Regions from separate parts of the Homo sapiens genome. Here all the other regions are linked to region 3. Evidence: read pairs that join two places in POLR2A ChIA-PET (ENCODE). Cell type or tissue: CD4-positive, alpha-beta T cell. All regions are shown on one strand. Region 1 has its middle 25 kb from the start of RPL39L. Region 2 overlaps ADIPOQ (adiponectin, C1Q and collagen domain containing). Region 3 overlaps ST6GAL1 (ST6 beta-galactoside alpha-2,6-sialyltransferase 1). Region 4 holds the start of LINC02043 (long intergenic non-protein coding RNA 2043). Region 5 has its middle 21 kb from the start of ST6GAL1.

Region 1 (5,000 bases), 140 kb before region 3:
TCTGGGAGTCTGGCACACTCACCCACAGGCCTCCCACTGTTGCTTGAATGCTTACAGTAATGGAACCTCATTCCACAAGGCAGCCTACCTTACCATTAGCCGCTCTGATGGAAATTACTCTCTTGCTTTGGGTTGTGATATGGTTTGCTTGTGTCCCCACCCAAATCTCACCTCGAATTGTAATAATCCCCATGTGTCAAGGGTGAGGCAAGGTGGAGATAATTGAATCGTGGAGGTGGTTTCCCGCATATTATTCTCAAGTAAATGAATAAGTCTCATGAGGTCTGATGGTTTTATAAATGGGAGTTTCCCTGCACGTGCTTTCTTGCCTGCTGCCATGTAAGATGTGCCATTGCTTCTCGTTTGCTTTCCGCCATGATTGTGAGGCCTCCCTAGCCATGTGGAACAGTGAGTCTATTAAACCTCTTTCCTTTAGAAATTACCCAGTCTTGGGTATGTCTTTATTAGCAGTGTGAGAACAGACTAATACAGGTTGTAAATATTATCCCGCCTTTTTAATTCTTCTCTGTATCGGGAGGCTGAGAAAACAATGCTAATCCTTCTGTGAAAAAAAAAAATAGTCCTTCAGATATCTGAAGATGGTAATTCTGTACCTTCTAGTCATCCTACTTCCACATCCTACTCCACCCCATTCTCCAGTTCCTTCACTTCTTTTTGTCTATGTGAGGAGCTTTAAGACAAGACTCCTTATCCCAAAATATTTATTTAAGAATAGGTGAGGGCACATGTCCCCTCCCCAGCTTTTCCTTCACCTGCTGTCCAGCCATTGTGTCAGTGTCCTCACCTCTCCTAAGCAGGTCATCTACCCTGGGGGAGTGCCTACATGCCATCTCATCAGCTACCAGAGCTCAATTTTCAACCAGGAGTTTCATCCTTCTTTAAAAAGGTCAACTGAATCCCATACAAATTTTATGTGGTAACAAGAGAAGGAAAAGAGAGCCCTGGCCCAGTAGGGCTTCTCATCAACTTCATGACCCACACTAACTCCAGTGATCACTAACCTAAGACACAAAGGTCTAAGCAATAAAGAACTCTGTCTTGGGGCAGTCTATATTCTAGGGTGATGGGAATATTTCTGTCTGCAATAATTTTCTATTTTACCATCCTATTTCCCTTTTTGTCACCTAGATTCATTTTTCTGCCCAGCAGTCAGAATGACAGCTTTGAAATATAATTTAAATCATACTGCTCCCCTGCTCAATTCTCCAATGGATTCACATCACTTTCAGAGTAATATCCAATTTTCTCATCATACATACAAGGTCTACCTATCTTTCCATCTCATCTCTTGCCACTTCAGCCTCCCTCACTCTGCTGTTACCATACTGACTTTCTTGCTGTTCTTCAAACATACCAGACTCTTTCCACCTCAACACTTTTGCCCTTGCAGTTTCTTTTACCTACACTCTTCCCTGGACCTTCCCATGTCTTGCTGTTACTTCATTCACAGTTCTGCATGTCACCCTCTGAGTGGTTTCCATAAATCACCCTATTACCCTCTATTTATTTACCATTAGTTCATTTTCATGTTAGTACTTATCACTAACTAGCATTATATTGCAGTAGTTGTTTGCCTATTTGCTTATTGTATTTCTTCAGTTTTGTTTTCTAATGCCAAGAACGGTGTCTGGCACTCAGTAACATCAGGTAAATAAAAGAATGAAACATCCATTAAAATGAATTTTCCTAGCCTGCTTTCTGAGTAGCGCTTGGTATCTGAGTTAGTGATATTATAAAATACATCTTTTTTGGTACCTGAGTACCTGCTAACTGTATCTTGGTAAATCTGTTCCATGCCAAATTTCTTTCTGTTCTGATGATTCAAACCTTAGCAGTCAGACAGAGCTGAACTTGGTCCTGGTAATAAAAGCCTTTCCCTTAGGAGAGCTCTTTGCAACTGAGAGATGTGGTCTCCTAACCCCCGAGGTGTAATTTGAGCAATCAGGCCAGGTGAAACCCGAGCTGGTAAGGAATAAGAAAGGATACAAATGATGATGTTGTTATGGCTGTTCTAAGACACAAGGGGGCAGCAAATCCAGCTCTTTATTTATTTAACGTGGTAAGAATTTTTTTTTTTTTTTCTCAACTTTTATTTTAGATTCATGGGAGATATGTGCAGGTTTGTTACCTGGGTATACTGTTTGATGCTGAGGTTTGGAGTACAAATGATCCCATCATTCAGGTACTGAGCATAGTACCCAATAATTATTCAACCCTTGCCGCTGTCCCTCCCTCCCCGCTCTAGTAGTCCCCACTGGCTATTGTTTCAGCTCTTATTTTTAAAGGTAAAACAGGAATTTTGACAACTATCATTAGTTATCAAAACTGATGGAGATGTTCAACAGATTAGATAAATCTATGGAGATTCAATCGATTAGATAAATCTCAGTATGTCCACACAATGAGTTTCTTCTGGAGGAATGCAGTAATAATTTTAGCTAAAATTTAAACCTTGGCCTAAGTTATAAAAGGACTGATAGGTCAAGGAGTGAGGGCTTAACTGTTACCAGGGAGACAGCCCGTGTGTCCTGTAGGGCCACTGGGAACTTCGTGAGGAGGTGAGCCGCAGGAGAACACGCTTTCTGAGCAGGAAGTGGGGCTTCTGTGGAAATCAGGATTGTCAGACGCTTAATCCTAATTGCCACCCCCTTGGGCCTACACACTGGGGCAGGGAACTTACCAAGTTGTCCATGTCAAAACGTACTTTGGAGCCCTCACTCTTAGCTCTTTTTCCACCCAAACTTTATAAAAACACCAAAAAGTTCAAAAATATTGAGTAATCATCTGTAATACCCCGAACAACAAGGAATAGTGTCATGAATGGACCAGAAACTTAAAAACATTTTTTTCAGGAAACGATCCAGATGGGAAAAGATTGCACAAAGTCTTGACCGACTAGTCACATGTGAAAAGAGGGCCTGAAAGAAAAGTAAATGAATAAACCCCTTCCCAGAACCTGAGAAAACCATCAGAATAGAGCAGAAAGGCTCAGGGTGAGGGCAGGGGTGGGCAGCTGAGGGGATCTGACTGAAGGAAGATGGGATAGAAAGTTGTCCCATTCCAGCAGGTATAGCTAAAAATAAAAATAAAAAAAATAGAAAGTCATGGAAAGCAACAATGTAATCATTGTAAACATAGTTATGAAACAATGTTAGGTTACTATATAATTATTGAGTGATAAAGTATGCTGCAAAAAAATCAATAATCTATATAACTTAATGCTAGACAAGCTTTATTGAGCAACTGCTATGTACGAGCACCATGCTAAGTGCTTGATATGCATTATCTCATTTAATCTTAATATAATTACCTACATGGTAAATTCCATGGTTATAGCCACTTAAAGGATAAAGAAACAAACTCAAAGAGAACTTGACCAAACCCACACAGCACGAAAATGCTACGTAGGCTGGTCTGACTCTGAAGCCCACGCTTTTAATGACTATAGGCAAGCCACACCTTGGCATCTTACTCTGACATCACCATATTCTCGCTGCAGCCCATTGCGACTAAACAAGCCACAACCTCGCCCAGGACTCCTACCTTCCAAGCACCTACAGATTTCTACCTTCAAGTTATGAGCCCAGAAATTCCCTTGGTACTTCATCCCTACTTCATACTACACACCTATTAATTTCATTCTTTCTTTCTTTTTTTAAGAGGGGGTCTCACTCTGTTGCCCAGGTTAGAGTGCAGCGGCATGATCATGGCTGACTGCAGCATCAACCTCCTGGATTCAGGCAACCCTCCCACCTCAGCCTCCCAAGAAGCTGGGACCACAGGTGTGCACCACCATGCCTGCTAATATTTTTTATTATTTTTATAGTGACAAAATACAAAATATTCCCTATGTGGCCCAGGCTGGTCTTGAATTTCTGGGCTCAAGTGGTCCTTCCATTTTAGCCTCTCCAAATGCTGGGATTACAGGCATGAGCCACTGTGCCCGGCCTATTAATTTCATGGATCAGAATTTTCCTACCCAGCAAAGCCTAGGATCTACTGACCAGCTTTAACAAAACCTCCAAGAGACCTCCACTGCTTCTCTCCCCATCTCTAACTGTTAAAGCAAATCCAACTTTCAGGGGCTAGCTCAAAAGCCATCTTTTCCCGGAAGCTTTCCTGATTCTCCCAGAAACAATTTTTCTCTCTCAACTCTGACTCCAGGAGTCACTTGTGGCTTTCCCTTATAGCCTTCATTCATCTAGATAGAGGTGCAGCATCACACAATCCTAGCAGCATGCACAGAGCCTATCAGAGAAAGCACTGGCTATAGGTTCGGGCTCAGCCATAGGTAGATTACTCATATGGTCCCAGAATTTGCCACTGTGCCCATCCTGATGGGCTCACATTAGCAATCATAATTTTTCTGGCTTAATGGATACCTAACCCAAGAAGCAGCTATATCAGGAAGACCACCTCAGCTGAGACATGGGCAATGTGGGATACACAGCACAGGACCTACCCACAACAGGGCCTCCTCTCAGCCTCAGCTAAATATGCATTCGGAATGGAGAATACTCACTGACCACATACATAGTCACTCCCTAGAAGGAGGTATAAGCAAGAGTATTCAGGAATCATTGCAAAGAGAATGCAAGCAGACTCGAATCTTCTTGTTGCCTACATAAGGCCAAGCTAAACGGTTCTTTGAGGCTGCCTGATCAATATTAGAGCTGGGTAACTCAAAGTTCAGAGGCCTGAGAGAGCACGACCATGGCAGCTGCTCCCTCATAAAATTCACCATTACCAGGATTTTTCAAGGGGGTGCCTTTGCACATGTGAGGGAGGAGAGAGGAGGAGTTAAGGGAAAAACAGTTTGCTCCACATGGACTCTGACTTCATGCAGCAAGGAGGCCCCACTCTGGATGCTCCTCAAGATGATCCCTCTCCCTGGGGGTGGGGTCCTGACTTCTTTGGCCTCTCTCAGCATTGTGAGTATGACGGCCAAGGTCATCCCCCTGCAAGCCTGGACCTATTAA
Region 2 (5,000 bases), 180 kb after region 3:
TTCAGGACCCAGTTTGGATGTCATCTGTTTCAAGAAGTCCTCCTTGTTCTCCATCTCACTCCTTGGCTGGTTCTTTCCCCTCTGTGTTTCTCCAGTGCCCTGGTAATATGGTTTGGGTCTGTGTCCCCACCCAAATAGCACGTCGACATGTGTTGGAGAAGGGGCCTGGTAGGAGGTGACTGAATCATGGAGGCAGACTTATCCCTTGCTGTTCTCATGATAGTAGGTGAATTCTCACAAGATCTGGTTGAAAGTGTGTAGCACTTCCCCTATATTCTCTCTCTCTCTCTTTCTCTCTCTCTCTCCTGCTGCTGTGTGATGTGCTTGCTTCCCCTTCGCTCTTTCTTCCACCATGATTGTAAGTTTTCTGAGGCCTCCCCAGCCATGCTTCCTGTACAGCCTGTGGAACTGTGAGTCAATTAAACCTCTTTTCTTTATAAATTACCCAGTCTCAAGTAGTTTTTTACAGCAGTGTGAGAATGGATTTATACACCTGGCTTAGCTCTATCATTGCACTCTGCTGTAATTTCTGTTTTGCTCACCCATTTCTCCATTAAACAGCAAGTACCAGGGGACAAAGACTAACACACTAATAGCAGAGTAGGGACTAAATAAGCACTTTTATAATGAGGAAAAGAAATCATGAGAGAGCCAGAGAAAGGAAGGGAAGGAGGAAGGAAAAGAAGAAAGGAAGATAAAAAGGAAGAGTGGAAGAGGGAAGGAAGGAGGGAGGGGGAATGTATTTGAAATATGTATTCTGGAGCCCTAGCAAAGAGCTCAAGTGGCACAGGTAGTCAAAAGCCTCCCTGTCTCAAAATCATTCTTTGATATCCCCCTCCCAGAAAAGGGCCCAATACAGGTATAGGGACTTTTATCCCCTCTCAGATTCTGCCTCCGATCTTAGGGGGATCTTAGGCCTCCACCTCAGATTGCTGAGGTCTTAGTCTTCCCACTCTCACCAAGGAGTTGGGAGAAAGCATCTCACAGAGAGAAATAGGTCCTAGGATCCTGGATTAGAGGCATCACTAAGACCCTCTGTGGGTTAATGTGGTTAATCCCAAGAATCTGATTCTAAACAAAGTGTAGTCCATGTACTTTATTTTACCTTAAAAATTCACTATTTTTCATCAGTTTGCTTGTCTCTTCTAGATTATATGAAGTCTCCAGAATTAGGTTTGTCTTCAGGACAACTGAAGGTTTGTTGAAGACAAACCTACTCCTCTGTGAGGGATGGAAGAAAGACCGTGATTGGCAATCTCACCCCAAAAACATGGGCCTGGTATCTGGAATCCCACTCCTATGCCCCATTACCTGGGGTTCTATACTACCCTCTTCACGTGGCACATCCAACTCATCTTTCATCTTTATCATATATATGAGATAAATTTTGTATATACATATAAACTATATGTATATATTACATATATAGTTCATTAAAAATAATAGTTATATAGTTCTTTGGACATGACAGAAAAGAAAACAATACTCAACTCCAAGAATGTCTCTGTTTATTTTTAAACATAGTGGAATCATACTTTATGTAAAACTTTATTCCTTTATTTTGTCTTTGGCATTTTCTAGTTTTTATAATGACTATTTTTAACGTCTCAGAGTGAGTGCTAGTCTAGTAAGTGGATATAATCAATATATATTTGACCATTTATATTTCATCAAACTTTTAGCATATTTTCATTTTAAAATATTATTTTATATTCTGTAAGAAATTATACTTTGATTTTTAAATAATATTTTAAATATCCTTAGGCATGTAGCTTTCCCCAAGATTATTATTCTGTTATGACAGATTCCCAGAAGTAAATTACTGGACCAAAAGGTATGCACATTTTTAAGTCTCCTGATACATATCCCCACATGGCAGCATATGTTATACTGCCAACCAGTAGTACATCATTAGTGTGTGTATAAAAGGGCATACCTTAACTACCCTCATCAGCTTTGGGTATTATAAAAAACATTTGTGTGTTGTCAGTTTAGTGAGCAAAGGAAATAATGGTACCTCACTGCTCTAGTTTGCTTTTTTTTTTTTTTTTTTTTGAGAGAGAGGATTTCACACTGTCACCCAGGCTGTAGTGCAGTGGCACAATCTCGGCTCACTACAGCCTCCACCTCCCAGGTTCAAGCGATTCTCATGCCTTAGCCTCCCAAGTAGCTGAGATTACAGGCATGCACCACCACACGCAGCTAATTTTTGCATTTTTTAGTAGAGACGGGGTTTCACCATGTTGGCCAGGCTAGTCTCAAACTCCTGACCTCAGGTGATCCGCCCGCCTTGGGCTCCCAAAGTCCTGGGATTAAAAGCATGAGCCACCACGCCCAGTCCTTGCCTCTAAGTGTTAAACAGTTCTTATTCATGCTAAGATTTAGTAAGTATTCAATTTTCTTCTGTTTTTTTCTATTGTTTGATATAGTTAAAATTTCACTTTTTAATGTAGCTCTGATTTTTTGTTTTGATGTAAGCTGTGACCTAAGGTACTCAAATGATTTCTCCCCACTTGAAGACTAGCTGTTACAACACCTTTAATTGCATTAATTTTTTCTCTCACTATAGATCTGATGCATCATTTATCAAATATCAGGTTCTAATATGATCTTATAAGTAAAGTAACCATTGATAATGAAATGGCAGACAGAGAGAAGAGAGACAGAAACAGCAACAGAAACAGGTGCAATCAGACTCAGGTGCTGCCCCTTTAGGTGTCATGAGTCTTTATTTAAGACCCACTACCATCATTTATATGTACATTTGTCGCCCTCTACTGAATTTGAAGAATTCAGGAGAGTGTTCTCAATAGCTTCTGGAAATAAAATGAGAAACAGCTTAGGTTTGACTAGTCTCAAGATAAGAAAAAAGAGGTGAGCTACATGAGAAGCCAAGGGGAGACCAGCAAAGCCCCTTTTGCATTTTAGGAGAATTCTTGTTCTGAGACTTTACAGATTTCATGCATCTTTAAACTTCCTCACTGCTTGTCACCTCCACCCTTTCTTATTATGGCTTTGGCAATAAAACTCCTGAGAAGAACTTTGAGCTCCATGCATGTTTTTCTCCAGAAATGGGAAGAATCTGTGAGGCTCCATCCTTTTCTGCTGGGAAACAGGAGGAGAGAATCCAGAATATGTGAAAGCCCCAGAGATAAAGGGTGACGGGGGGCTTACCCCAAACCTTGGAGAGAGGGCAAACTCAGGGGTCTCTGGAGTTTTCTGGCTCCTCCCCCTTTGTCAAAAATAAAGATCTCTTTCTCCTACCCTAAGGGAACACTGTTTGTCCCCAAACTTCAGTATTATGGACAGATTTCTCCACTAATAGGTGCGATCAGCCTGGGTTCCATGACAGTGGCACGGGGTAGAGGTGCCAAAAATACAAGAGTGTGATTAGCACAGGAGCCTCAGAAGTTTCCAAGACCAAGAACGGACTCTGATTGTAAAAGAAAGTTGCATTCCAACTTAATTCTGGGTGGGAAACCAGCAATTAATAACAATTGAAGGTCAGTGCAAACGTGCCTAATTTTCAAAAAAATTTTCAAAATTATTTGTGTTCTTTTTTATTTTACTTATTTATTTATCTGGAGATGGAGTCTTGCTCTGTCGCTAGCATCTTGCGCTCTCCAAGTCTCAGGAGACACATTAGAGTCAAAAGCAGGGCTTTGGGAAGATTAGGTAAAATAAGTTTTGAAAATGCCACATGAAAATGATACTCCAAGGAACCCTCACCCATGTCAGCGTTCTCATGTTCCTCATCTCACATAATCCCGTTTAGCGGATTAGGAAGCTGAGTCTGAGAAGCTCCGTGTCATGCTTTCGGAGGCACCGTGATGCGATGGAAAGCTCACCGATTTGGAAGTCAGAACAGAGTCTCTCAGGGATCGTTTCCTTAATCTCTCAGTTTCCTCATCTCTAAAGTGGGGGTCATATATATAAAACGACAAACATATAAAAATACCTATTTTTTTAGATATTGCCATTGTTACACTTTGCTTGTTACCCTTCCTTCCTTCCTTCCTTCTTTCCTTCCTTCCTTCTTTCCTTCCTTCCTTCTTTCCTTCCTTCCTTCCTTCCTTCTTTCCTTCCTTCCTTCCTTCTTTCCTTCCTTCCTTCCTTCCTTCCTTCTTTTCTCTCTCTCTTTTTTTTTTGTTTCTGAAGTGGAGTCTCGCTTTGTGGCCCAGGCTGGAGTGCAATGGCACCATCTTGGCTCACTGCAACCTCCGCCTCCTGGGTTCAACTGATGCTCCTGCCTCACCCTCCCAAGTAGCTGGGATCACAGGAATCCACGACCACACCTGGCTAATTTTTTGTATTTTTAGTAGAGATGGGATTTCACCATGTTGGCCGGGCTGGTCTCAAACTCCTGACCTCAAGTGATCCGCCCGCCTCGGCCTCCCAAAGTGCTGGGATTACAGGCATGAGCCACTGCGCCCGGCCTGTTACACTGTATTTCTATCAGAAAAAAATTATTACTAAGTAATAGTGAGTACTATGATCTAAAACTCAATTATGCCTAAAAAGAAAACTTTTACAAGGATCAACAAGCTAAATCTCAAGTGTCACAATTCTTTGCCTTTGTAAAATGCTATTTGTTGTGTCCCTGTGGGCTTAGCATGGCACTAAAAGTTCCTAAGTCTCAACTCTGGTTATGTGTCATTTAGTGACTCAGGAATCTGCTTAATTGTTTTTGGTCACAAAGCTTTTGGCAACGAAGGAGTGATGAAGCTAAGCGCACCCTTGAAGTGTCATAAAAAAAAATGAGGTAGTATGATCAGCTGTACAGTTAGAGCAATAAAAAGTCCAGGCAGACCTTCTGATTCACCATAATCAATTTAAGATTTCTTAATGTTTCTTTCCTGGCAGCATACAAAAAGGCAAAATTAATAAATAACATAGTTGTTGTATAACAAATTTTGTTACTTTTTATAAAACAAAGGGATCTATTTTATCTGTATTAAAATTAAAAATTTTGTGGACTTTAAAAAATTTTTAAAATGCTA
Region 3 (5,000 bases):
ATCTCTGATCTTGTTATTTCCCAACAATACCTTCCATAATCTTGAGTTCAGGCATCCCATCTCCAATTACCACTCCTGTCTATATGCAGCCTATTCCAACTAGTACCCCAACTCCAACAAGCTTCTGTGGTTAATCCTTCCACCTGTCACTGTTCCTCACTTTCCTCATATTCTTACTTCCCTTCCTACACAGCTTAAATTCCATGGTCAAAATCATTAAAATGAGTCCTTTGCCCTCTTTGATCACACATGATTGGCTAAAACTCAATCCTGGTTAAATCCAACCCTCTGTTCTGCTCCACACCAGCAAACATGCAACTGAGCATGGCTAGAGAAAATTGTACAACAATGCTTACTGATTTCACTTCAAGTTCGCGATCCCTAACTGCCAGGAGGTCCTTAATGCTTTTCAGAAATCACATGCTACTTGTCCAGTCTATTCATCTGGCACTCGCCCACTACTTGACTTCCTCCTTTCAATCTCCCTCTCCTGTGATGAATTTGCTACTTGTTCATGGAGAAAACAAAAGCTGCCAGATTAGAACTTCCTCAAACCCCCTAACAGAGCCCCCTTTATCTGCATTTATGTCCATATGCCTCATTACTATAGATGAACTGGCTATGTCCAACACTTGCAATAACCAACACTTGTCCACTAGATCCTACACATTATTGTTTACTTAAGAAAGTTGTTCTAGAAAACCTCACCCCTTTGTTTAATTGATAAGTATCCCTCTCTCAAAGATTACTCCCATCAACATATAGACACGCTGCTGCTCTTAAAAAGCAAAATCAAAACACCTCTCGTGAGTCAAGCAGCCGTGACCTGACCCTGATCAGTCTTTTAGCATCATTAACAGTGAGACATCTAGATAGTGTGTGCCTTCTGATGTGACGTGACATGAAGCACCTATGAAAAATTCTTTTTTTTTTTAGAGACAAGGTCTTGCTTTGTCACCCAGGCTGGAGTACACAGTGGCACAATCTCTGTTCACCGCAACCTCCACCTCCCAGGTTCAAGCGATTCTCCTGCCTCAGCCTCCCGAGTAGCTGGGATCACAGGCGTGCACCACCACGCCCTGCTAACCACCTATGAAAAATTCTTGCCCAAAATGTTTAATCTGTATATTATCAAGCTGTCATACACAATTCCAGTTTTTAGGAAATACAGAAGAAAGAAGAACAAGTCAAATAGCGCCAAAGGAAAATTATCAGACAAATCCAGAAGGTAGGACTTCCTATGGGACAACTGAACTGGTTTCATCAACAAGTAAATGGGAATAAAAAACAAATGGCTTCGCAGATATAATAATATGTAATACGTACACCTTGTCTGAATCTTGGTTTGATTCACCTTGGGGACAAATGGGGATATTGGAACATAGATTGGTTATTATATGGTATTAAGAAATTATTGTTAATTTTGTTAGGTGTATAAAAGTATTGTGGTTATATAAAGAAAAAGTCCTATGCATGTGAAGTAGTAAGAGATGAAATCTACTTTAAAAATCTACTTTAAAATACTCCAGCCAAAAAATAGATTCAGCAAATATGAAAATAATGCAATGTCATTTTTTGGATGTATTCAAATTAAGCTATGTAACAAGACTGATTTTCAAACTCCTTTCTTCTTAGACAGTGATATAGTTTGGGAGTGGGGAGAGTTTTAAAGAGCTTGAAGAAAAAAGTCACGATAGACAATTGTTTCTGTTTTACTCAAGGAATTAACTAAAAGATATATGACTTTAGAGAAGTCATATATTGAGCCACTTATTGCATGAGTTCTAAATAAACTCCACTTCCCTGCCCTGACCCTAAACCTCTTGACCTCATTTCTCTTCTTTAAAATGCCTTATTTCTCTTTCCTTTACAGTAAAACTCCTTGAAAGACAGTCCATAGTCTTGTTTGCAATAGCTATCTTCCCACTCTCACTTGAACCCACTCCAACCAGGCCTCCCCATCTCCATGAACCTGATCTTGTCAGAGTCACAAGGACCTCCACGATCTCCACATTGCTAACCAAATGGTCAATGTTCAGTCTTCATCTTATTCAGCTCATCAGCAGTCCATAACTTCCTCTTCCTTGATGCATATTCTTCACCTAGCTTCCAAAACCTATACTTCTCCTGGCTTTTCTCTGCCTTACCGGTAATGCCTTACTGGTCTCGTTGCTGGCTCCTTCTCTTCTGCCCCACTTTATGCACAGAAATGCCCTAGACCTGCCCTTTCTCTACCTATACTCACCCTCTACTGCTTGTGAGCATCTTGCGGTCAGCTCTCCACCTACCCAGCCCCCTGCAGTTTGAGCTCAATACCTGTTTGTTGAAGTGCACTGAGTCCGGAAAGTCGGTTCTGTCAGTGAGCTTCTACAGAAAGGAAGCCTTTGAAAATTTTTTTTGAGAAAAGAAGACGGGGCAAGAAGGGGGGCCGGAATAAAACACTGCACTCACTTCACTATTTACCCTCTTATCTGTTATCTGTAGAGAGGAGGCAACACTGAGGAGCACAGTGATTCTCAGACTTAGAGCACACCCAAATTATTAAAATCACTTGTTAAAATGCGGGTTCCTGAATTCTGTCTCAATCATTCTGATTCAAGTAGTCTGGGAGGTTGGGAGAATATTGGGGGGAAGTTGGAAATCTGCATTTAATAAGCACCCCAGGTAATTAATTCTCAGGCAAGTGGTGAGAAACAGGTCGCTGAGAACAGTGCTACTGAAAGTGAGATCTGCAGAGAAGTGCTAGGCTGAGAAAGCTTTTCAAGATGCAAGATGAGAAAAGTACAGAAATGGAGTGTAAGTGACTTTTACAGTAATTTTAAAGAGTAATTTTATGCCTGTTAGATCAATACTTTTTAAAATGGGGCTTGTATTTCAAATGTCCTTTTTCTCATTTCATGATTCTGGAATCCATGCTTTTTTATTTATTTGTTTATTTTATTTTTTATTTTTTATTTATTTATTTATTTTTTTGGAGACAGAGTCTCCCTCTGTCGCCCAGGCTGGAGTGCAGTGGTGAGATCTCGGCTCACTGCAAGCTCTGCCTCCAGGGTTCACTCCATTCTCCCGCCTCAGCCTCCCCAGTAGCTGGGACTACAGGTGCCCGCCACCATGCCTGGCTAATTTTGTTTTTGTGTTTTTAGTAGAGATGGGGTTTCACCGTGTTAGCCAGGATGGTCTCGATCTCCTGACCTCATGATCCACCCGCCTCGGCCTCCCAAAGTGCTGGGATTACAGGCGTGAGCCACCGCACCTGGCCCCATTTTTATTGTATTTTACGTAACTACTGATGTGAGAGGAATTGGGAAAAAAAATTTGGTTCTTCACCACCAATAGTTTGAGAAGCCTTGGCTTTGGAGAAACAGTTCACTCAGGCTCTAGTCTCAAAAAGCTAGATTGAAATCCTGGCTTTTGTACTGTAAGTTATCTTAGGCCAATTAGTCAGTTTCTGTGAACCTTGTGTCTTCATCTGCGAAGGATAACAATACTTAAAAGGTTGCCTCTGCAGGGCTGTGCTGACAATTTAATGATAGATTTTTATCACTTTATTTTAGCTAATAATTAATGAGCTTTTACTATGTGCTAAGTAATTTACAGGCAGTAAAGGTCCTGTAATTTGGTGAAGCTCATTTAATTCCTGCAGCAACAACAGTGCCCAAGGCGAGCACTGTTATCACCATGTGCTTCACAGAGTCCCCAGAGGAGCCTGCCCAGGCTGTCTGGCTCTACCACCCCAGCTCCTACCCACCGAGCTCTATCAAGCGGGAACCAACATGGGTCAAAACATTAATCATTTGTCAAAACATTTCTGACAAGTCACCGTTTTGCTCAAAAGCGCAGCAAAGGTCAGAAGCATGATATGCAACAAGAAACCGACTTGTAGCTGGTGAATCTGAGAAGACAGTGAAAGAAAGGAAGCCATGAGGGGCGCGCAGTGCCTGAGAGGCTGTGACTGTTGGCAAGTGTTTACCTGAGGACAGGCCCACCTGCATGGCTCATGGTGGGGAGGGGGAGATCCTGCCCAGAGCAAAGCCCTGAAGATAAAGGGCTTTCACTCCTGCCAAGGGTCTCTTACCAGAGATTACATCTTTTCCCAGCCAGGCAGCACTGATAATGAAGTCCTCAGAACATTTCCCTGAGTACATTTCCCCAGAGGTTTTCTAAGAGTCTGGAGAACAGAACTTTGTTGGGGGGTGTTGTGTCCCCACCATGAGGTCAGGCTGCGGTCCCTGACCAGAGCCAACCACTCGGAACTGATTAGGAGAGCTCTGAACTCCAGATTGACACAGCCATGGCAAAGGGAAATCATGAGCCATTTGCTACTGTCTTCACCCTTGCACCCCATGCACAGACAGACAGACTTGTATTCATAGAAATATCTGCCTTCCTATTTGACAGGTGCCTGGCAAAAAGTAGGCCTTTCGTGCCCCATGAATTCCCTTTCTGTATAATGCCCACTCCCCACTACACACCCCAGCCCCAGGAGGCATCTCCCACATGCTCACCACACAATTTGCACTCCGCTTGGTAAATCAGCATTAAGCAGAGGAGAGCGCAGGAAGGGCCTATATAGAGAGTGGAAAAAACACTTCACCCCTCCCCAGCAACACAGCTACCCACTCTTTCCTCCACATCCCTACACTACACCACACCCCTATGCTACAGAGAGCCAGACAAAGAAGAAAACGGGCCCGCCATCTCCTCAGAAAGAGGAACTGTCTCACCTCCTAATCTTTACTACACTGCTTCGATTTTTCTTGGAGTAATTTAAAGCAAACGCCAGACTTTGTATCAGTTTCCTGCTACCAGCTCTTCCCAACTGCGGATCCAACAAAAAATTAAGCCTTAATGTCCTAAGACCTCCATTGTATGCAACGCATCAACTAACTCCCATGGCATCGAGAATTACCTACGTACCACCCCTGGCAGAATCGTACCACCCCTGGGAGAATTGAGAACGTAGACCCTCAGATTCTCTACACTGTGAGACACACACACAC
Region 4 (5,000 bases), 200 kb after region 3:
AACAAATGAGGCAGGATGTGTCAAGCACCAGGGTCAGCCCTTAAGCTTAGTGCCTTTCTGAACCCTGCAACCCTGCAGCCCCCATCAACTCGTCCTACCTGCCATGCACAGCTCCTCCGTGCCCCTGTACCTGAGCTCATGCTATTCCCTCCGCCAGGGTGCCCTTCTCATCCTCCACCAGGAGAAGACACTTGCCTGTAAGACCCAGTTCCAGTGTCACCCCTTCCTGACTGTATCAGGAAGAGTCAGTGATGGTGTTCTGTGCTCCCAGAGAATTTGCCACATCGTGTTGTGATTCTGTTTCCACATCTGTCTCCCCCACTGGACTGAATGCTTCACTCATCTTCATACCTCCCTGGTCTCTACCTGGTGCCAGACCCGTCCTCAGGGAAGGAGAGTGCTCAGGAAATAGGTATTGAATAAAGGGAATGTGTACATACATACATACGTACATACATATGTACATACATATGTAAACTTTCTGATGGTCAAATGGAAAAATGTGGGCTGAAGGATAATACAGGTAGAAGAACCTAAGATTACAGATTATTGATTTGGGAGGAACTTTATTTTATTATGCAAACAGTCTACAACTTCAAAACATGAAAGGCACTGTGTTGTTAGGAAGGGCAGTGGGAGAGGGTGGCCCCACAAAACAGCATAAAGTTCTAAAGAATTTGAAAGAGGAACACTCTGCAGGACACTGTTCCAAGGACCCCTCCCTAAGAGTCTGTCCCTTATTGGGAGGAACTTTATTTTATTGTGCAAACAATTAAAAAAACAGTTTACAACTTCAAAGCAAGAAAGGCACTGTGTTGTTAGGAAGGGCAGTGGGAGAGGGTGGCCCCACAAAACAGCGTAAAGTTCTAAAGAATTTGAAAGAGGAACGCTCTGCAGGATACTGTCCCAAGGACCCCTCCCTAAGAGTCTGTCCCTTATTGGGAGGAACTTTATTTTATTGTGCAAACAATTAAAAAAACAGTTTACAACTTCAAAGCAAGAAAGGCACTGTGTTGTTAGGAAAGGGAGTGGGACAGGGTGGCCCCACAAAACAGCGTAAAATTCTAAAGAATTTGAAAGAGGAACGCTCTGCAGGATACTGTTCCAAGGACCCCTCCCTAAGAGTCTGTTCCTTAGGCTCTGCCCGTTTTTGGCCACTTTGTCAAAGGGCTTCTTTGTGAACAAAGTGAGACATGTTATTTTTGTTTTCTTAAATTCTAAAGTGATCCTCTCAAGTCTCCTGGGAGAGACTCCTGTGAGGTGTTCGTGACCCACTCCATTCCAGAAACAAGACCAGGAGACTGAAGATTCTGCCAGATCCCACATGTAGTGAAAAAATGAAATCACCCCTAACCATTCCAAAACTGACTGAATCCTAACGGAGCTCTACGTAACTCCAAAGCAAGTGTGCTGGGATGGTCCTCAGCTTTTACATCCCCCTGCCCCCCACCCCCACCCCCGCCCCTGCTCTGTGGTGCAGGGTCACGATGGGCTCCTTCCTGTGCTCCTGGGTTCCTGTCAGCGTTCTAGCAACAGGTCTCCACTCTGAGAATGACAGGTGGTGTCAGTAGCAGCAGTTGGTTCCAGCTTGTCATTTTCCCAGCACTCCCATAACCAGCCTGATGATGCCCATTCAGAGACACCAGCACGAGCTGGCCATGTCCCCTCCCGAGTTCTGCATCCAGCTCCCAGACCCCAGGCTCTGAGCAGTGTCTCCTCCGCAAAGAACAACCCCAGCCCTGGGGCCATCTTCAGACTTCTGAGTTTTGATCATTCCAACTTCTTTTTGTTCCCTTAGCTCTTGAGGTAGTAGCTGCTTCTTGCAGTTGAAATCTCCATGATATCTCAATATCATCCTTTTTTTTTTTTTTTTTGCCTTTTTAGTTCTCCAATAGTTGTGTGACAATTCCTTATATTAAATTTTCTGTTAAAATAATTGGTGTGGGGTCTATTTCAGTGATTGGACCCTGACTGACAGCAATGTTAAACCTAAGAAATTCTGAAAGTAAATACACCTTAAAACTAAGTAAGTAAAAATTAAAAACAGAAAAGTTAATTTGCAACTTATGAAAAGAAAACATGACAAGTCTGAAGATAACTAAAAAACTAAACAGATGCAAACCTCTGACGAAAATTCTGAAAATCGGCAGGCCGCAGTGGCTCACACCTGTAATCCCAGCACTTTGGGAGGCCGAGGCGGGCGGATTACCTGAGGTCAGGAGTTCGATACCAGCCTGACCAAGATGGTGAAACCCCCATCTATACTAAAAATACAAAAATCAGCCGGGCGTGGTGCCACATGCCTGTAATCCCAGCTTCTCGGGAGGCTGAGGCAGGAGAATTGCAGGAACCTGTGAGGCGGAGGATGCAGTGAGCAGAGATTGCGCCATCGCACTCCAGCCCGGGTAACTGGAAAACTAATTTTTAAACTAACAAATCCAAACGTAAATCTCTCAGCAGTTACCTTGGAACCACCCCCTCTGAATTAACCTGTCAGGTGCTAAGTGGCTTGCACACCCGGTCCACTGCCAGGCTGGGCAGCCGGCGCTGGCGGGTGGGAGCAGCCCCGAGCCAGCTCCGGCTCCTCCTAGGCTCGGCCGAGCCTTAGGAGGCGTGGCCTCCGCGAGCGTCTGCCTCCGCCCGCCGCGCTCGCGCAGGCGCACTAGGGGTCCCCGTCCCGCGAGGTCCTTCGCCGGGCGGCGGGAGCTAGACGAGCACGCAGGGCACCCCTCGGGCTCCCGGGAGGCGGCCCTGGGCGTCCCCTTTCTGCCGCCGCCGCGGCCCCGGCTGCTTTCTGCGTAGCTGGGCAGGGCCCGGGCCCCCACATCGCCTCTCTCGGGAATGCGGGCGCTCTGGAGCCGGGGAGCCGGGGCGACCGCAGGGAGGGCAGCTCTCCGGGGTGGAGGTCCTCGGGCGCCGCGCCCTCGCCTGGAAACCAGCCGTCGCCCCCGCAGGAGTCAGCCGGCGTGGACGCCCCAGCACGCTCCTTCTTGGTGCTGCCGGTCGCCCTGCAATTCCGAGAAGAAAGTCAGAGACGCCGTGGCCCACAGAGGCGCTTAGTTTTCCTCGCTCACACTCACGTTGCTTCCTCATCGCGTTCTTCTTTTTCTCCCTGGGTGCTTTCTCTCCTCTCCAGGAAAGCGGATTTGGAGGAACAGGTTTCGTGACTGTCATCCAACTGGAAAAGGCCCCGCGAGCTGGAAGGGGGGGCGGGGGGGGGGACGGGTGCACCCTCAGAGTTATTGCTGGAGGCTGTGGCCAGGCCGGGCAATGTGGTGACTTCCGCTGGCAGGCTGAGGCCCACCCCAGCCCTCCCACCTGGGCCACGGGGCTCTCAGCGGGAGCCCCAGTTATGACCGGACACCAGCGCACCGCCAAGGAGACAGCCACGTGGGGACATGCCGGGCTAGCAGGGTCAGAGCCACTTTGAGGACTAGTGACCTCGGTTCCCTGGCTTAACCAGGTCCTTATGGGTGAGAATCCTGAAGAGGGGGAGAGGGATGGAGGCGAGGGACAGTAGGCAGGAGGAGCTGATGAATAGGAAGGAGGAAGAAGATGAAATAAACAAGAAAGAAAGAAATTACGTTCAGAGCGCTGCTCACCTTTTCCATGTCTTCTGCACCTTCATAGCCTTCAAAGGTGTCCATGGAGCTAAACTCCCTGCTGGAGCAGCCTTGGGGAAAGAAAGGAAAGGATGGGGCCTCTCTGGGGTGGGAGGACAGCCCCTCTGCCCATGGCAGGGTGTAGCAGGCAGTGCCTGTTGCAGGCGGGGTCCTCCCCATCTCTAACTCCTGCTCTCCCAGGGCCTGCACTCCGCTGGGCTGTGAAGGGAGTCTGATTTTTTCAGGCTCTTTCCAGCGCTGAAATGCCTTAATTCACTGAGAAGAAGCGTCCACATGCTTTTCATGGCCCTACCTCCCTGTTCGTCCAAGAAAACAGTCGTCTTTTTTGCTTGCCTGTCTTCTAACCATGCCTCCGTCCCTTCTTCCTCCCCTGTCTATTTCCCACCCTCCTCCCCTTCTTGCCTCCTTTTCTTTCCCGTAATTAATGTCCATTTCCCATCTCCCTGGCAGCCTCTGCCAAGTGTCACTGCTCCCCATAAGGGAAAATAAGAGGAACAAGCAAGTGCATCCATCCCTGCCTCTCTCCGCAGTGAACTGATAAACCCATCAGTCTTGCCCGTGGTGCACCTGTTACATCCCCGGGAGGTGTTGGACACTGTGGGGAACAGCAGCCACCGCCAAATACTCAGCAACTGCCCTGTGCCTGGTGGGATGGTAGGCGTTTGTCAAAGTTTAAGCCTCACAACCCTGTAAGGGTCTCAGCCCCCTTTACAGTTGGGGAAACAGACAGCAATGGTCACTTGGCCAAGTCCTCTTGGCCTGTGGCAGGGCAGCTGGCTTCTCCAGCCCTGCTGCTCTTTACCCTCGCTCTGAGTGAGATGCGGTTTCTGCGCCACACGGCTCACAAGCCAGGGTAGGGAGCCGAGCATCTGCATAAAGCTCCCAGCACAGGGCAGCCCCAGACTGAGGCTCGGCTGAGTAATCCACGCGGCGGGAGCCGTGCTAGGAAAGTGTCTGCTCAGGCGAGAATTCAGGGAGGTTTGGGCAGGCCTTGAGGGGCGGACAGGACTGGAGAGGGAGGGCCTTCTGGGCAGAGGCATGGCGGGAGGGCTGTAGGCGGCAGTGGAGGGAGCTGCAGTTATCTGGGTGAGCAGGCAGCGGACAAGTGACGTCTCCCGGCCTGCTGCCCCAGGCCCCCCACAAGCCGCGTTCTGGGGCCGTGGCCTCCCCAGAGCAGATCAGTGGGGGCTGTGTGAGCAACACTGGGGGCAGCTGGGCAGCGCCTCCCTGGAGGCCCCTCTGAAATCCCGCCGGATGCTGGCAGGCTCCAAGGGGGCTGGACACCATCTTCTCAGGTTGAAGCAAGTCCTGGTTGAGTTCCTAGTCCAGGAGGTGGGATGGGTGAGGGGTGGAGGGCAGAGGAGAAACTGCGTCAGG
Region 5 (5,000 bases), 120 kb after region 3:
TGAACCCGGAAGGCAGAGCTTGCACTGAGCCGAGATCGCACCACTGCACTCCAGCCTGGGCAACAGAGCGAGACTAAATTAGACGGCTAATTTTTTGTATTTTTAGTAGAGACGGGGTTTCACCGTGTTAGCCAGGATGGTCTCGATCTCCTGACTTCGTGATACACCCACCTCAGCCTCCCAAAGTGCTGGGATTACAGGCATGAGCCACCACGCTCAGCCTAGTTTCTATTTCTTTAAATTAACTGTGTGAAGCCAATCAAACTGCCTGTGTAGGTTAATATATAGCCTGCTGGACCCAGGGTGGGGCCCTGCTTAAAGGGTTTAAAAGAGTAGCCAATATCCCAATATCTCTCATGGTAAAGAAACATTACCTGAATCTCAGCAATCCTTTTTTCACTTTTTTTTTTCTTTTTTTGAGACGGAGTCTTGCTCTGTCGCCCAGGCTGGAGTGTAGTGGTGCATTCTCGGCTCACTGCCACCTCCACCTCCCAGGCTCAAGTATTTCTGCTGCCACAACCTCCCGAGTAGCTGGAATTATGGGAGCATGCCACCACGCCTGGCTAATTTTTGTAATTTAGTAGAGTTGGAGTTTTGCCATGTTGGCCAGGCTGGTTTCGAACTCCTGATCCACCTGTCTCGGCCTCCCAAACTGCTGGGATTACAGGTGTGTGTGCCACTGCGTCAGGACCTCTTTTTTCACTTTTAAACAACAGAATATAGAATATAATCCTAGGTTATTAGTTTTGAATTTATTTATGTATCATTCTAACATACAAATCCACTTGGAAATATCTATAAGCATGCTCACAAATTTTAATTTTATTTCTAAATGGTGGGATATGGAGGTAATTTATTGTTTTCTTCTTTCTACTTTTCTGGATATCATGTTATCACTTTGGTTAAAAAACAAAAAAAGCCCAACAACCATTTTTTTGAGCAAGAGAAATGGGAAACTTGTTTAAATTCGCATAGATTGAAGCTGGGATGGGAACTCGTATCTTCCAAACTTTAAAAACTACGAACCTGGCCGGGCATGGTGGCTCATACGTGTAATCCCAACACTTTGAGAGGCCGAGACAGGTGGATCACTTGAGGTCAGGAATTCAAGACCAGCCAGGCCAACATGGTGAAACCCTGTCTCTACTAAAAATACAAAAATTAGCTGGGCATGGTGGCACATGCTGTAATCCTAGCTACTTGGGAAGCTGAGTCAGGAGAATCGCTTGAGCCCAGGAGGTGGAGGTTGCAGTGAGTCGAGATCACACCACTGCACTCTAGCCTGGTTACAGAATGAGACTCACTCTCAAAAAACAAATAAATAGGCTGGATGCGGTGGCTTACACTGGTAATCCCAGCACTTTGGGAGGTCAGGGCGGGAGGATCACCTGAGGTCAGGAATTCGAGACCAGCCTGACCAACATGGAGAAACCCCATCTCTACTAAAAATACAAAATTAGCTGAGCGTGGTAGCACATGCCTGTAATCCCAGCTATTCAGGAGGCTGAGGCAGGAGAATTGCTTGAACCCGGGAGGCGAAGTTTGCAGTGAGCTGAGATCGCACCATCGCACTCCAGCCTGGGAGACAAGAGTGAAACTCCATCTCAAAAATAAATAAATAAATAAATAAATAGAAAGAAAAAGAAAAACTATGAACCTTACTGCTCTCTTACCTCCCATACCCTGAGGTTAAGGAACTTGAAGACTTAATATGATTAATAAATTAATATGCCAGAAATTACGATGCATTTAAAGTGCTTGACACAGTGTCCAGCAAGTAGTGCATAGATGTTCGCTGTTATAATAATGGTAATTATCTTTATTTAATACTATAATATGATATTAAAAATGTTATGATAGGCCAGGCGCAATGGCTCATGCCTGTAATCCCAGCACTTCGGGAGGCCGAGGCGGGTGGATCACCTGAGGTCAGGAGTTCAAGACCAGCCTGGCCAACATGGGGAAACCTCGCCTCTACTGAAAATGAAAAAAAAATTGGTGCTGGCAAGATGGCCGAATAGGAAAAGCTCCGGTCTGCAGCTCCCAGTGAGATCATGCAGAAGGCAGGAGATTTCTTCATTTCCAACTGAGGTACCCAGTTCATCTCACAGGGACTGGTTGGATAGTGGGTGCAGCCCACGAAGAGCGAGCCAAAGCAGGGTGGGGTGTAGCCTCACCCAGGAAGCACAGGAAGCACAAGCGGTCGGGGGATTTGCCTCCCCTAGCCAAGGGAAGCCGTGAGGGACTGTGCCGTGGCCAACAGAGCACTCTGGCCCAGATACTGTGCTTTTCACATGGTCTTTGCAACCTGCAGACCAGGAGATTCCCTCCAGTTGCCCATGCCACCAGGGCCCTGGATTTCAAGCACAAAACCGGGTGGCCGTTTGGGCAGACATTGAGCTAGCTACAGGAGTTGTTTTTTCATACCCCAGAGGCACCTGGAATGCCAGCGAGACAGAACCGTTCACTCCCCTGGAAAGGGGGCTGAAGCCTGGGAACCAAGTGTTCTAGCTCAGAGGGTCCCACCCCCACGGAGCCCAGCAAGCTAAGATCCACTGGCTTGAGATTCTCGCTGCCAGCGCAGCAGTCTGAAGTTGACCTGGGACATTCAAGCTTCGTCGGGGGAGGAGCATCCGCCATTGCTGAGGCTTGGGTAGGTGGTTTTACCCTCACAGTGTAAACAAAACCGCCAGGAAGTTCAAACTGGGTGGAGCCCACCGCAGCTCAGCAGGGCCACTGTAGCCAGACTGCCTCTCTAGATTCCTCCTCTCTGGGCAGCACATCTCTGAAAAAAAGGCAGCAGCCCCAGTCAGGGACTTACAGATAAAACCCCCATCTCCCTGGGACAGAGCACCTGAGGGAAAGGGCAGCTGTGGGTGCAGCTTCAGCAGACTCAAACGTCCCTGCCTGATGGCTCTGAAGAGAGCAGTGGACCTCCCAGCACAGCGTTCGAGCTCTGATAAGGGTCATACTGCCTCCTCAAGTGGGTCCCTGACCCCTGTGTATCCTGACTGGAAGACACCTCCCAGTAGGGGCCGACAGACACCTCATACAGGAGAGCTCTGGCTGGCATCTGGCAGGTGTCCCTCTGGGACAAAGCTTCCAGAGGAAGAAACAGGCAGCAATCTGCTGTTCTGCAGCCTCTGCTGGTGATATCCAGGCAAACAGGGTCTGGTGTGGACCTCCAGCAAACTCCAGCAGACCTGCAGCAGAGGGGCCTGACTGTTAGGAGGAAAACTAACAAACAGAAAAGAATAGCATCAACATCAACAAAGAGGATGTCCACACAAAAACCCCATCCGAAGGTCACCAACATCCAAGACCAAAGGTAGATAAATCCATGAAGATGGGGATAAACCAGCACAAAAAGGCTGAAAATTCCAAAAACCAGAATGCCTATTCTCCTCCAAAGGATCACAACTCTTTGCCAGCAAGGGAACAAATCTGGACGGAGAATGGGTTTGACGAATTGACAGAAGTAGGCTTTAGAAGATGGGTAATAACAAATTCCTCCGAGTTAAAGGAGCATGTTCTAATCCAATGCAAGGAAGCTAAGAACCTTGAAAAAAGGTTAGATGAATTGCTAACTAGAATAACTAGTTTATAGAAGAACATAAATGACCTGATGGAGCTAAAAAACACAGCACCAGAACTTCGTGAAGCATACACAAGTATCAATAGCCTAATCAATCAAGCAGAAGAAAGGATATCACAGATTGAAGATGAACTTAATGAAATAAAGTGAGAAGACAAGATTTGTTATAATTATCATTATTTAATACTATAGTATTTTCAAAGAATGAAAAGAAACAAACAAAGCCTCCAAGAAATATGGGACTATGTGAAAAGACCAAATCTACGTTTCATTGGTGTACCTGAAAGTGATGGGGAGAATGGAACCAAGTTGGAACACACTCTTCAGGATATTATGCAGGAGAACTTCCCCAACCTAGCAAGGCAGGCCAACATTCAAATTCAGGTAATACAGAGAACACCATAAAGATACTCCTCCAGAAGAGCAACCCCAAGACACACAATCGTCAAATTCACCAAGGTTGACATGAAGGAAAAAATGTTAAGGCAGCCAGAGAGAAAGGTCGGCTTACCCACAAAGGGAAAACCATCAGACTAACAGCGGATCTCTCAGCAGAAACCCTACAAGCCAGAAGAGAATGGGGGCCAATATTCAACATTCTTGAAGAATTTTCAACCAAGAATTTCATATCCAGCCAAACTGAGCTTCATAAGTGAAGAAGTAAAATCCTTTTCAGACAAGCAAATGCTGAGAGATTTTGTCACCACCAGGCCTGCCTTACAAGAGCTCCTGAAGGAAGCACTAAATGTGGAAAGGAACAACCGGTACCAGCCACTGCAAAAACATACCAAATTGTAAAGACCATCGACACTATGAAGAAACTGCACCAACTAACAGGCAAAATAACCAGCTAGCACCATAATGACAGAATTAAATTTACACATAACAATATTAACCTTAAATGTAAACGGGCTAAATGCCCCGATTAAAAGACACAGACTGGCAAATTGGATAAAGAGTCAAGATCCATCAATGGTGCTGTATTCAGGAGACCCATCTCATGTGCAGAGACACACATAGGCTCAAAAGAAAGGGATGGAAGAATATTTACCAAGCAAATGGAAAGCAAAAAAAAGCAGGGGTTGAAGTCCTAGTCTCTGATAAAACAGACTTTAAACCAACAAAGATCAAAAGAGACAATGAAGGGTATTACACAATCGTAAAGAAATCAATGCAACAAGAAGGGCTAACTACGCTAAATATATATGCACCCAATACGGGAGCACCCAGATTCATAAAGCAAGTTCTTAGAGACCTACAAAGAAACTTAGACTCCCACACAATAATAATGGGAGACTTTAACACTCCACTGTCAATATTAGACAGATCAATGAGACAAAATTAACAAGGATATTCAGGACTTGAACTCAGCTCTGGAACAATAGACCTAATAGATATCTACAGA

Evidence for each region. ChIA-PET counts read pairs that join two places held together with the same protein. Peaks named below come from ENCODE experiments on the same cell type or tissue, not always from the same donor. Only the 100,000 strongest peaks of a DNase experiment are listed, where the experiment ranks them.
Region 1: POLR2A ChIA-PET joins it to region 3 with 10 read pairs; 2 of 35 experiments call an interaction of 5 or more read pairs at or near these places.
Region 2: POLR2A ChIA-PET joins it to region 3 with 27 read pairs; 9 of 35 experiments call an interaction of 5 or more read pairs at or near these places.
Region 4: POLR2A ChIA-PET joins it to region 3 with 10 read pairs; 4 of 35 experiments call an interaction of 5 or more read pairs at or near these places.
Region 5: POLR2A ChIA-PET joins it to region 3 with 28 read pairs; 7 of 35 experiments call an interaction of 5 or more read pairs at or near these places.

Annotation. Positions count from the first base shown.
Region 1 is chr3:187,162,299-187,167,298 of GRCh38, reverse strand. No RefSeq gene overlaps it. Among named protein-coding and RNA genes, the nearest start is that of RPL39L, 25 kb to the right of the region's middle. In CD4-positive, alpha-beta T cell, CTCF peaks have their summits at 1,832 and 2,037 (motif pointing right); a DNase peak (open chromatin) is centred at 2,038.
Region 2 is chr3:186,847,327-186,852,326 of GRCh38, reverse strand. All of the region lies in intron 1 of ADIPOQ (adiponectin, C1Q and collagen domain containing), which reads right to left. It overlaps ADIPOQ-AS1 (ADIPOQ antisense RNA 1), which reads left to right. Exons shown (of 4, transcript NR_046662.2): 4 at 1-441. Among named protein-coding and RNA genes, the nearest start is that of ADIPOQ, 7.1 kb to the right of the region's middle. RefSeq lists a silencer at 3,603-5,000 and an enhancer at 1-5,000. In CD4-positive, alpha-beta T cell, a CTCF peak has its summit at 2,755 (motif pointing left); a DNase peak (open chromatin) is centred at 2,756.
Region 3 is chr3:187,025,023-187,030,022 of GRCh38, reverse strand. The region is part of intron 2 of ST6GAL1 (ST6 beta-galactoside alpha-2,6-sialyltransferase 1); the gene reads right to left. Among named protein-coding and RNA genes, the nearest start is that of ST6GAL1, 97 kb to the right of the region's middle. RefSeq lists an enhancer at 3,833-4,162. In CD4-positive, alpha-beta T cell, no CTCF peak of the experiment used is centred here; DNase peaks (open chromatin) are centred at 852, 2,342, 3,922 and 4,602; H3K4me3 peaks cover 5,000 bases; H3K27ac peaks cover 4,208 bases.
Region 4 is chr3:186,825,225-186,830,224 of GRCh38, reverse strand. LINC02043 (long intergenic non-protein coding RNA 2043) reads left to right here and starts at 4,704. Exons shown (of 4, transcript NR_125409.1): 1 at 4,704-4,918. It also overlaps the pseudogene MCF2L2P1. RefSeq lists a silencer at 2,632-2,871. In CD4-positive, alpha-beta T cell, no CTCF peak of the experiment used is centred here; DNase peaks (open chromatin) are centred at 2,654 and 4,554; H3K4me3 peaks cover 1,547 bases; H3K27me3 peaks cover 2,567 bases.
Region 5 is chr3:186,907,008-186,912,007 of GRCh38, reverse strand. No RefSeq gene overlaps it. Among named protein-coding and RNA genes, the nearest start is that of ST6GAL1, 21 kb to the left of the region's middle. RefSeq lists enhancers at 1,685-2,379, 2,398-2,447, 2,518-2,617, 2,380-3,075. In CD4-positive, alpha-beta T cell, no CTCF peak of the experiment used is centred here; DNase peaks (open chromatin) are centred at 2,307 and 2,677; H3K4me3 peaks cover 799 bases; H3K27ac peaks cover 1,436 bases.